Regions from separate parts of the Homo sapiens genome. Here region 2 is linked to region 1. Evidence: chromatin contacts called from ENCODE Hi-C or POLR2A ChIA-PET data. All regions are on one chromosome and are shown on one strand. Each heading gives the region's core, a stretch centred on a gene start or an enhancer-like site at or near the end of the contact. The rest is flanking DNA. Distances are from core to core; before and after follow the strand shown.

The links. Hi-C counts contacts between places; a loop is a spot of excess contacts on that map. ChIA-PET counts read pairs that join two places held with the same protein, here RNA polymerase II (POLR2A). Pooled maps may share reads with other maps.
Region 2: a loop to region 1 is called in a map of psoas muscle, with 2.3 times the contacts of the local background. The contact joins two enhancer-like sites. A Hi-C loop is called at or near these places in 8 of 168 maps with a recorded cell type or tissue (Caco-2, GM12878, HCT116 and 4 more), 25 of 37 single-sample maps with no recorded cell type and 13 of 50 pooled maps. POLR2A ChIA-PET finds 5 or more read pairs at or near these places in 1 of 52 experiments (AG04450).

Annotation. Positions count from the first base shown.
Region 1 is chr20:16,281,619-16,287,536 of GRCh38, forward strand. All of the region lies in intron 25 of KIF16B (kinesin family member 16B), which reads right to left. Among named protein-coding and RNA genes, the nearest start is that of KIF16B, 290 kb to the right of the region's middle. Within about 2 kb of position 2,818, at least 3 of the 41 ENCODE cell types and tissues checked have a DNase peak (open chromatin) inside an H3K27ac peak, as active enhancers do.
Region 2 is chr20:16,469,893-16,475,810 of GRCh38, forward strand. All of the region lies in intron 12 of KIF16B (kinesin family member 16B), which reads right to left. Among named protein-coding and RNA genes, the nearest start is that of KIF16B, 100 kb to the right of the region's middle. Within about 2 kb of position 2,384, at least 2 of the 41 ENCODE cell types and tissues checked have a DNase peak (open chromatin) inside an H3K27ac peak, as active enhancers do.

The sequences.
Region 1 (5,918 bases), core at 1,568-4,067:
CCCTTTCCAACATGCTCCCAAATGTGCTCCACACTCCAAGGAAATCAGGACAGCTTGGTTTGGGTAACTCATCCATCCAGCGCAGTCACTGCACACGTGTTCTCCAAGAAGCAGTAAGCCAGGCCTGGGTATTGAGCTGAATGAAACAGACACGGTGCCTCCCCTCCTCCCCTCACAGGTGCATGCTGGCTGGCACCATCCTCCACTGCTCAGAGTCTCTCCTTGTTCCCATGGGTGCTTTGCTCCCATCATCTAGATCCTTCTCATCTTCCAAGGACTGGTTCAAGGTGTGCTGTGTACTGACTCCCTTCTCTTCAGACTTCATTCATGCACCCAATAAGTACTTACTGAAAGCTTTCTACACACCAGTGTTGGGCTAGGTGCTGGGCATTCTTTTTTTTCTTTTTCTGTTTCTTTTTTTTTTTTTTTTTGAGACAGAGTCTCACTCTGTCACTCAGGCTGGAGTGCAGTGGCATGATCTCAGCTCACTGCAACCTCCGCCTCCCAGGTTCAAGCAATCCTCCTGCCTCGGCCTCCTGAGTAGCTGGGACTAAAGGCATGTGCCACCATGCCTGGCTAATTTTTGTATTTTTTAGTAGAGATGGGGTTTCACCATGCTGGTCAGGCTGGCCTCGAACCCCTGACCTCAGCTGATATGCCCGCCTCAGCCTCCCAAAGTGCTGGGATTACAGGCATGAGCCATCGCGCCTGACGGTGCTGGGCATTCAACAGCTAATACTACTCAGTTCTTGTGCCAAGTAACACAGTCCTGCCTGCCTGGGAGACAAATAGGTAAAGGAGTAATTACAATTAAAATATGACTATGAGAGAACTGCAATGAGGTGACTTGGGACCCCAGGGGAAAGGAAAGGCTGTATGCCTAGTCCTGGGAATTGGTTACTTTTATGCCAAGACCCATAGGGTGATGAGAATCAAGCAGGTGAAGACATTGGAGAAAGATACTGGAGGAAGCCTGTTCTGGGCAGAGCAGGAAGCAGGTACCAAGCCTAGCAGCTGGGAGGCAGGGCTTTGGGGCATCACCAATTGTCTAGCGTGACTAGACCAGGCCCACAGGCACAGAGCATTCAGCAGATAGGACAGACTCCTGGGAACAGGACTGCTCCTGGACCTGGGCTCTGCCAGTCCCCATGCTGGGGGCCCTACACAGTTGGGTGGTGGCACTGTGCGCTGGTGGTGGTATCTCTTCTCTATGGTGAAGTCCTGCCAGGCCTTCAGGAAGTCTCTTCCAGCTGCCATACACAATCGTTGGTCAAATGATGCTTATGATGCCAGAGGACTTTCACGAGTCTCCAAATGTTAATCCCCAACTTCTACTGAAGTCTACCACTTGCCCGAAGGTACTTGAAACCACCATAAAACGTCATTGGAACCTCCAGTGTGAGACTTTCATTGTGTTCATTGCAGCAAGTTTGGTGTGCCGACACTTGCATACCTTTTCCCAGCCTCTGTCAGTCTAACTCAGGGCAGGGCAAGCTTTTTCTATAAAAGGATGGATGGTATACTTTGGGCTTTGTAGGCAAAGAGGCGAAATTAAGGATATTATGTAGGTGTTTATGTAATAAGAGAGAAAATTCCGGCTCCACCCCATCCTGTTTTCCTGGGGTGGGCTACCCAGGGTGGAAGGCGCATTTTGCACCCAGTGCTGGGCAGGCCACTGTCATGGTCAGTTTCACGCTCTGCCTGGTGGTGCCAATCCTAGTGTGCCTCCCTCTTTGCACAGAGCCTGGCAATCTCAACTGGGGCAGCTGACCAGAGGCAAGACAACTTCCCAGACTGAGACTCTACTGCTTGGTGACTGGCAGTTGCCAACAAGTCCCCAGTGTGTAGGCGGTGACCAGCACAGGCCCTGGGGAGCAGCGAGCCGTGGCTGCCAGCTGAGTGCCAGGAAAACAGGCAGTGAGCCCGCCAGGTCTCCATGGATCACAGGTCTAGCAAATTCAGGCCATGCTCACAGACAGTATGAAAACAGGTGGCAAGGTGGGTGTGACCTGAGGGCCTATATCAGTTTTCTACAGCTGCACAACAAATTACCACAAACGTTGTGGCTGGAAGCAACACCTATTCATTAGCTCATGGTTCTGTGGGTCAGAAGTCCTGCCACAGTGCAGGTAGCCTCTGCTTATGGTCTCATGGGTTGAAACGAAGGTGTTAAAAAGGCTGGGCTCCTATCTGGAAGCCCTGGGGAAGAACCACTTCCAAACTCCTTCAGGTTGTTGGCCAAATACGGCATTCTGTAATCACAGGACTGGGGTCCTGCCTGAGGTTCCCTTGCTGACTCTCAGCAAGGGGCTGCTCTCAGTTCCTAAAGACCACCTACATTCAGTGGCACCCAGCCTCCACCACATTTGAAGCCAGCCATCAGATTCCCTTCACGCTTCTGCGAAAGTTGTAAGATTCCAAAGACAGTAACTTGTGTCAAACCCTGGCAAGCGGAGCTGGGGAAGGCCATGAAGAGAGGGCTCGCATGCTTGATCTGCCTGATCACGGGAACTATCACAAGACATGAGTCACACCAGGACAGCCACTGGGACAAGAACAGCTAGCTAATTACACAGGAACACCTGCCTGGCACACTGTTTTGCAAGCCAATCTAAAACTGTAAGGACCTAATTGTACCTCCAAGATTACAGGTCCTACCTGGCAACTACTGATACTTGCCACTCAGAACTTGCCAGCCCTTGCAAGCTGCCACCAGCACCATAAGCTTTCTTTCAAAACAACTTGCAAACCCTTCTCCTTCCCCAGTAAGCCTCAACCTTTTACTTTTTTTCCTGGACGTTGCCAGAGGCCACCCTGGTCTGCATGTATGTCCCGGATTGCAATCCTCTCTCTTGCATATTATCCCAAATGAAACAATTTTTACTTTCACTCTCTCTTTTTTCACACTGACACTTCAAATCTCCGCTTCCTCTTCTGTTACCAGGCAGAAAAACTCTGCTTTTATGGGGCTCACATGATTAGATTAAGCACACAGGGACACTCTCCCTTTCGCCATGTCGTGTAGCACAATCACAGTTCCTCACGAGCTCAAAGAGGGGAGGATTACAACGGCACCGGGGGGTCATTCTTAGAATTCTCCCTACTACAGAACTGTAGTTTGCCAATCCCTGGTCTAAACTGTAACCCAGAATATAATAAAACATATGGCAGAAAAACAGGCCACAGCACAGTAGATGCCACCTGGCAGAGAACACACCAACTCAAGAGGGACCACGCATGCACACTGGCTGGGAACACCCACGGTCCAGGCCTGAGACTCAGGGTGAGCACGCGCCCTCCCACCTCCCGCACTCACACCCACAGGCTTGTGCTGTGCCCAGTACGAAGCATCCCAGAGCAGCACCATCTTCTGGAGCTTTCTGAGAGGACGGAAGTGTCTGTTATCTGTGCTGTCCATTATGCTAGCCATGTGGCTACTGAGCACTTAAAATGTGGCTGGTGAGACTGAGAAACTAAATTTTTAAAATTTTACCTTGATTTTACCTTAATCTTCATCTTACTTTAAAATTAAATAGCAACATGTGACTGGTGGCTACTGTACTGGATAGCACAGTTCTACACTAAGATTCTGGAGTAACCATGCCTTCAAATGTGTGAGTTCTGAGCATAGAGTATGCATTAATATTCCTGTTTTTAAAATTTATTTTTAAAATGTGTAATACTTTACTGACTGAAAATGCCATACACACAGATATTTATGAGTTGAAAGGGAACTTTTCATTGTTTGTACATGCATGTGTACATGTCTTCGCTACAATGAAAAGGATTCCTTCCAATTCACCTGTGTTTTCCCAAATCTCCAGTGCATCCAAAAAAATTTATTGTTATTAGTTTTTTTGCGTATCTTTCTATGGCATTTTAATGCCTACATAAACAAGTACAAATATAGACACCCAGCCAGGTGCAGTGGCTCACATCTCTAATCCCAGCACTTTGGGAGGCTGAGGTAGGTGGATCACTTGAGACCAGGAGTTTCAGACCAGCCTGGGCAACATGCTGAAATCTTGTCTCTACAAAAAATACAAAAATATTAACCAGATGTGGTGGTGCACCTGTAGTTCCAGCTACTTGGAAGGCTGAGGTGGGAGGATCACCTGAGTCCAGTAGGTTGAGGCTGCAGTTGAGCCATGATCATGCCACTGCACTCCAGTCTGGGTGAGAGTGAGACCCTGTCTCAAAAAAACAAAACAAAACAAACAAAAAGCACCAAACCCCCAAACCCCACAAACACAGATGCCTCCATTTCAACTTACACAAGCAGGTACATAAGCAACATACTCTTCTGCACCTCACTTTGTTCACTTAACAACTTACACTAAAGACCTCTCCAGAAGTACATAGTTTCTCATTCTGAAATTGGTTGTACTAGCTCATTATTAATGAACACGTAGGCTGTTCTAATCCTTTGCAGTCCTGCAAGTAGGTAAACTATACATGGTCGATAATTTTTCACTACTTTAGTCGAATGATGTATCCCCAGAACTTAACACAGTGTCTCGTACACAGTAGGTACTCAGTCAATATTTGTTGAATGAAATAATGAAGAATGAAGATTATTACAAATAGCACTGTAATAAACAATCTTATATACAAGCAAGTGTATCACTTTACCCATAGGGTAAATTCCTAAAATGGAATTGCTGGGTCGAAGGGTATGTGCCTTTTAAATTTTGATAGATATTGCCAAATTGTTTTCCGTGGGCACTGTACAATTTATACTCTCTCCAGCAGTGTTGGAGAGTAGACATCCAACATTTCCGTCTGAGTACTCCAGAGTCTGAAAAAATCTTTGAAAGGTAACCTAGTCCTTTCTCTTATCCTCATAAAATCACAATGTTGTTGTAGCTGAGGAATCTTAGCTAGATCCTTTGAACTACAGCTGAGAGAGGTTGGATTAGAATTCTAGTATCCTTAAACATCGTCATCTTTCTCCTATACTTATTCATCTCTCTGGGCAGAATCATATCACAATTGAGATTCCTAATGTCCAGAATTCCCAGAATCATTTAAAAATAACCTTAGTCTAAGAGTGGAATCCATTTCTGCCCAATACAAACTTCCAACTAACCAGTACAAGGTCAAGCAGAGGTGAAGATGGTCATAAACAGGCAGCTGGCTGGGACAGTGGTACGTGTGATATTTGCTGTACTGGTGGCCCCAATGAACCACATCATGCTTCGTGGGATTCACACCCTGTGTGGCTCTCTTCGTTAAACCTAGGTGGGGTTTGTGACTTGTTTTAGCCAATAGAATGCACTGGCACTAATGCCATGGGTGACTTGAGAGCCCCAGCTGAGCCTAGTCCTTAGTGGAGTCATGATCAAAATGCAGGCCCATAAGTGGCGTGTCTTGATACCACCTGGAGTATATAAACCATCCAGCTGGGCCCTGCCCAAATTTTCCAGAACCAAATAATGATAAGCAATAAAATGGTGGTTGTTTTTAAGGTGCCAAGTTTTAGGGCAGTTCATTATACAATGATAGATAACCAAAATATATGGGTTTGGGAATAAGGTAAAATATGAGGGAATAAATGAAATTAGTCAAAGCAGAATGAAAAAAGTTTCTTTGGTTTCTATTTATAATTTATGACTAAACATAAATTAAAGTCCAATTCTACTTCATGCCAATCTCTCTTCCAATTCTTTTAATATTTCTAATGAATAATTCTTAGCAGGTATTTCTTTGCTATGAGCTACTTTTGCTATACTAAGTTTTAAAGTAAATACTTGAAATATGGCATTTATTTCTTGATGTTATAGAGAAGTCTGAGAGCTCCAAGTTAAAATTCATCAGGGTGAAAATGTTAGTCTGTGATTACAGAATCAGAACTATTCATTACGGCTATTCAGAGAATCTTCTTTATGAGTTTAATGACATAAGCATATTATACTGAA
Region 2 (5,918 bases), core at 1,134-3,633, 190 kb after region 1:
CTCATAATTGCCAAATCGTGGAAGCAACCCAAAAGCAGGTGAACGGATTAAAAACAAAACAAACAAACAAAAAAGGGTGGCACATCCAAACAATGGAATATTAATCAGCTCTAAAAAGAAATGAGTTATTAAGCCATGAAAAGATATGGAGGAATATTTAATGTATATTAAATAAGTAAAAGAAGCCAATCTAAAAAGGCTCATATGGTATGATTCCACCTATATGACATTTTAGAAAAGGCAAAACTATGGAAAAAGTAAAAGGATCAGTGATTGCCAGGAATTAGCAGGTAGAGAGGGTTGAACAGTCAGAGCGCAAGGTGTTTTTAGGGCAGTGAAACTATTCTTTATGATGTTATAATGATGGACTACATCTTTATACATTTGTCAAAATTCATAGACTGTACAACACCAAGAGTGAACCCTAAGGTAAATTCTAAATTTTGAGTGACAATGATGTGTCAGTGTGGGTTCACTGATTGTAATAAATGTGTCACTGTGGTGAGGGATGGCAACAATGGGGGAGGTTGTGTACATATGGGCCAGGAAGTATATGGGAACTCTCCACACTTAAAGTTCCATTTTGTTCTTTTTGTTTTGTTTTGTTTTGAGACAGGGTCTCACTCCATCACCCAGGTTGGAGTGCAGTGGTTGATCACAGCTCACTGCAGCCTCCAACCCCCCAGGCTCAAGCAATCCTCCTACCTCAGCCTCCTGAGCAGCTGGAACTACAGGCATGCACCACCATGCCCAGCAAATTCTTTTTTTCTTTTTTTTTTTTTTTGGTAGAGACAGGGTTTCACCATGTTGCCCAGGCTGGTCTTGAACTCCTGGGCTCGAGCAATCGGCCCAACTCAGCCTCTCAAAGTGTTGGGATTACAGGCATGAACCAATGCACATGGCCTCAGCTCACTTTTGTTTGAACCTAAAACTGTTCTAAAAATAAGATTGATTTTTTTTTTAAGCAAAAGTTAAACACTGAGATGGTTTCCATTTCTACCCCAGGGTATGTGAACATAGCACCTTCACTCCGTTCTCACCTCGTCTTCCCTTGTTCCTCCCTCAATTCTCAGATCCACCAGTGAGACAGAAAACATAGGAGACAGGAAAAGAAGAATCAAATGGGAAGTGGAAAAAAGACAGGGAAGAGACATTGGGCAAAAACACATTCTCAAGTTATCTCTACTGAACGAGGTTTTGAACAGAGAGAGCTAACCATCATGAAATCTTGGTGCCTCTCAAACTCCACTATGATGCCCTCTGGAAACTTTCCGTCTCCATGAGTTTACAAAATTTAAAAAATTGACCCAACAAAAGCCAATTTTTCATTGAAAAGCACTACTAATAATTGACATGAAAGGGCAACACTGAAAAAATTCCTTGATTTGGGAAGCATAAAATATGAGTCCTAAAATACACTGTCACTCTGTGAAGACTAAGCCTCCAGGACCAATAGCTTTCTCTCTGATGGAAAGTGGTCCCTTCTAGCAATATAAGGGGTTCTGCCCCTTGACCAGCATATTATAAGTGCTGACACAGGTATGCCCCAATGACATGATGGTAATACGTGGTAAATGGTATAATTTTGTATCATCACAATTTGAATCTGCCTCACAATGATATAATCTTGAATCTTCCTTGCAGACCTCAAACAGAAACTCACTTCACATATTTAACCGCAAACAGCATAGACATTTCTCTTACAGAGAGGGCTCATTTTAAAATAAGGATATGCCTTAACAAGTATATTTAGTCATAAAAGCCTTAATAAAAATATGATTTTAAAAATCCATCACAGAATGATGCAAAAGCAAGCTGAGGGTTCTTTTGACCCACACACTGAGGCCAAACTACCTAAAGTGATTACTACACGTACTGAATTCACTGTGAGACAGAAAGTATGGCTAATTTACTACCTATGGTTCTTCAGAACTTTCCATATTTATTCTTTTTTCCATTAAGGTTTTTTGTTAATCATATCTTCTGAAATTCTGTGATTACACAAACACCAAAGATAATGACATGACTTACCTTGTTTCTTACATATAGCTGCAAACATTTAAACAAATATGAGTCCAAAATTCAAGAACTCCATGGCTGGCCTAATGTTAACATGAAACTAGGTATGAACAACAAAAATTACAACCATAGCTACTGTCGTCTATTGAGCACATTTGATCTGCTAAGCCAGGGGTTAGCAAACTAATGGTCCGAGGGTAGCACTCTGCTGCTTTTGTAAATAAAGGTTTCTTGGACACAGCCATGTCCCATTTGAGGTCTTATCTGCATATGCTTTCGTTCCACCTCCACAGAGATGAGTCATTGTGAAGGATCATACAGCCCGCAGGGCCTAAAATATTTACTATCTGGTTCTTCACAGAAAGTCTGCCAATCCCTCTTGTAGGCACAGTGCTAAGTACTTTATATAGATTATCTCTTTACATAGATTATTCCAGTGAGGTGGAAATGATTATTATCCCCATTTTAAGGAGGAGGAAACAGGTTTATCAAGATTGAGTCACAAGCAGCCAAGCCAGGCTTCGACTCCCAAACCCTCTAAACTGCCAAGCTACACTGGGTAGGAGCAGGGAGGACAACATAACCCTAACGTCATGTAACTGTACTGGTATAAAGGTAAAGCCTTCCAAAGCATCTGAAATTAAAAAAAAAAAAAAAAAAAAAAAGTAAAAGGACCAAGCCCATTTCAGGAACAGAGAGACTCCCACACACCCTGTGGAAACACTTCCTGAATGGTGTCATTATCATTGATATCACAGCATTACCAACTTTCCCATGATAACGTCATGCCACGCGCTCTCACTACACTGTGTTCAGAGAACAAACCTCTCGGCTGACTGACCGCCTGCCTACTGACTTTGCATTCTGCCCTTGTCAACCTATTCTATGTGCCACTACCATGCCAATCCCTTCTCTAAGTATTGAGAAAGTCATTACCTAAGAGCATACCGTTTGTTTTGAGTTAAACAGACTTTGATAGACCAACCTTAGAAACTAGCCATGAGGAATATCAATACTCAGAGGATAAAAACCATATCTAGGTTCTGAGAAACTAAGCACATCAATCATTTTTCAGAATGCCACTATCTTCTAAGACAGGTTTTTTTAGCAGAAAAATTGTTCACCATTTTAATAGGAAAAGACCAAATGGTAACCTACAAAGAATAAAAAGCAATTCTGTTATAAGGAATCCATTCAGGCTACAAGTCTTCTTAAGTCCTGGACACCAAAACCGCAAAAGAGCATTTAGCTTAAAACCCAACGGAAGTCCTCAGAACACAAGGAACTTTGGAGCAAGCAGGCCCCTCTACTCATCAAACTTAGAGCCACAGAGCACAAGAGCATCTTAAAGGCTCTCCCAACTTTTTATAAACAGGCCTGCTAAATTTTGCTTAATGTGATGTTTCCCAGACTTATTTGAGAAAGGATTTCTTTTTCTCTCCCTTTACAGAACCATATTAATACTAAAACAGTCCCTCAACAAACATTTCCCAAGGGTCTGCTGTGTGACAGGCACTGAACTAAGGGACTGGAACTAGAATCTGGGGAGGATACATATTAAACATAAAATTGCAAGTTATTAAATGAATGTTAGTACCCCATGGAAGAGATCGCAGGGACTAGAGTAGACACTTTGAGAAATGCTAGTATAGGAAGGACGCTGGACCAGGAGCCAGAAAACTATATTCCCACCTCAACTTGGACCCTAACTCCCTATGTAATCCCAAAGATCACTAAGTAAGGAATGCAGTGTGTGCAGACCTCGGATTCTCCCAACTATGATATGACAAGGTAGGATAAGATCAGCTCTAAGACTCCATCCATTTTGAATTCATTCTGTGTCATTAATTCAATGTGAAATGAGAGAAACGAATAAGAAATTTCAATACAGTACTTAGACACTTCAAAAGAAATACTGATGGCTCAGATAATGAAACTAAACTGGAAAAATGTCTTCAGAATAAATGTCCAGAATGTAAATGAGCTCTGAGTATTTTTCCCGAAGCAATAATGAAGCAGTAAGAACTTTAATGGGGAAATTAAGCTCTGACATGATCTAATCCACGCTCTTTTTCCAGCCTTGGCATCTCCTTCCTCCCTCCCTGCTGCTCCAAGCTCACTCAGTGTTCCCAAAAGCTCCACCTCCTCAGGTAATAGAGTTTTCTGAACTCAGGCCATCAGAAAGTCCTTCTTGCCCAATGCAGGACTCTTAACATCTATGTGTTTCCATGGCTACCCTCCGGGTCAACTCTCTCTGAACCCCTCCTGACATCCTTGCTGTCACCTTCCAAAATATCTAACCTGTTGACCACGCCCCCCTTTGTGACCCCACCAATCCTAACACTGGCCTTCAGCAGGCCTTGGCACTTACTAGCTGTGTCAAGTTTCTTACCCGCTCCAGCCTCTGTTTCCTAACATAGAATAACGAATTTGTACATTGCAGGATTTTTATGCAATTCCAATGTACATAAACATGTGAAGTGCTTAGGGCAGTGCTTGGCACATAGCAAGCGCTTATGCTCAGGATAGCCTCCTGCTTTCCCTTCCTTCCTTATGAACAGAAAGTTAGTTTTATTGAGGACAGCAATATACTCAGCTGAAGAAACAACTTCCTAGCCTTCCTTGCAAGCAAGAAGCATCATGTGGCATAGGTCTGCTATGAAATATAAATAGAAGTTGCTGAGCGGGGCTTAAAAGAGGAGTAAACTCAACTAACATATACTCCTTTGCCCTTCCCCATTTTTCCTGACAAATTTTAGATGTGATGATGTGGTCACAAAAATGTCTCAAAACCATAAGGGAGAGACCAAGAGAATTACATAGACCTCAGCTCTGGCAACTATGTACCACTAAACCCAGGCCACCAGCAGTCAGCCTAGTTCTGTAGTTTTTGGTGAGGGAAAAACAGAGACAACTTCTAACTGCCTTAGGATATGTTTTCTCAGGTTGCTCTTGCAGCCAAATGCACTCCCTGATCCAGTTAACTCTTATTAATTAGCACCTGCAACAATTTATTTCATTATCTGTTTATGTTTGGTTTCTCTACCAGACAAAAAGAGTCTTATTCATTTTCACACAACACCTCTCACCAAGCAAGTGTTCGATAAAAGTTAAATGAATGAATGAAGTGACAATAATGACCATCATAGTTTGTCTCCAGTTCTTTCACAAGAGAAAAACATTACTCTTAAGTTTCAGAAATATTTTTCTTCATCTCGAACTGAATATTCTTCAAAGAATTTAGCATTTGTAAAAGTTCCCATAGAGTGCCTGAACCTAAAGTTATTTAACAAGCACTGACATAAGAGTATTTAGTGTGCCAGGCACTGCTTTCAAAGCTTTCACAAAGAACTCATTTTATTCTCATAACAACCCGATGAGTTAGGTACTATTATCCCCATTTTACCCATCAGGAAGCTGAAGTGCAGGGAGGTTAAGTCACCCAAGGTCATACAGCCAGCAACCAGCAGAGCCAGCACTGGATTACATAGAATTTGGTTCCAGAGTTCATGTCCTTAACTGATATTCTCCACCACTTCTCAACCACTAACTGTGACAGTACATTCTTTCTGTTTCTGTGTAAACAAGGAAGGAGCTGGGAGAAATTCGATCTGAATATCTATGAAGATTCTTGGCTCCACAGATCAGCCGGGAACCAACGCAGAGGTTACTTGGCTAGAGTGGACGTTACCAAATGTACAACGAAGGATGACAGAAATAATTGTACAAGGAATTGTACATTTTAATTCTCTTAAGAACTTCCACAGTTGAAGATGAGGAAAATGAGAGGTAAAAGAAGAAATGATATTACAAGAAAAGTCTTTTAAGTGGCAAATACAAGTAAATGACACAAAAAGCTTTCTAATAGCAAGCTAATCAAAATGACTACCTAAGACCCA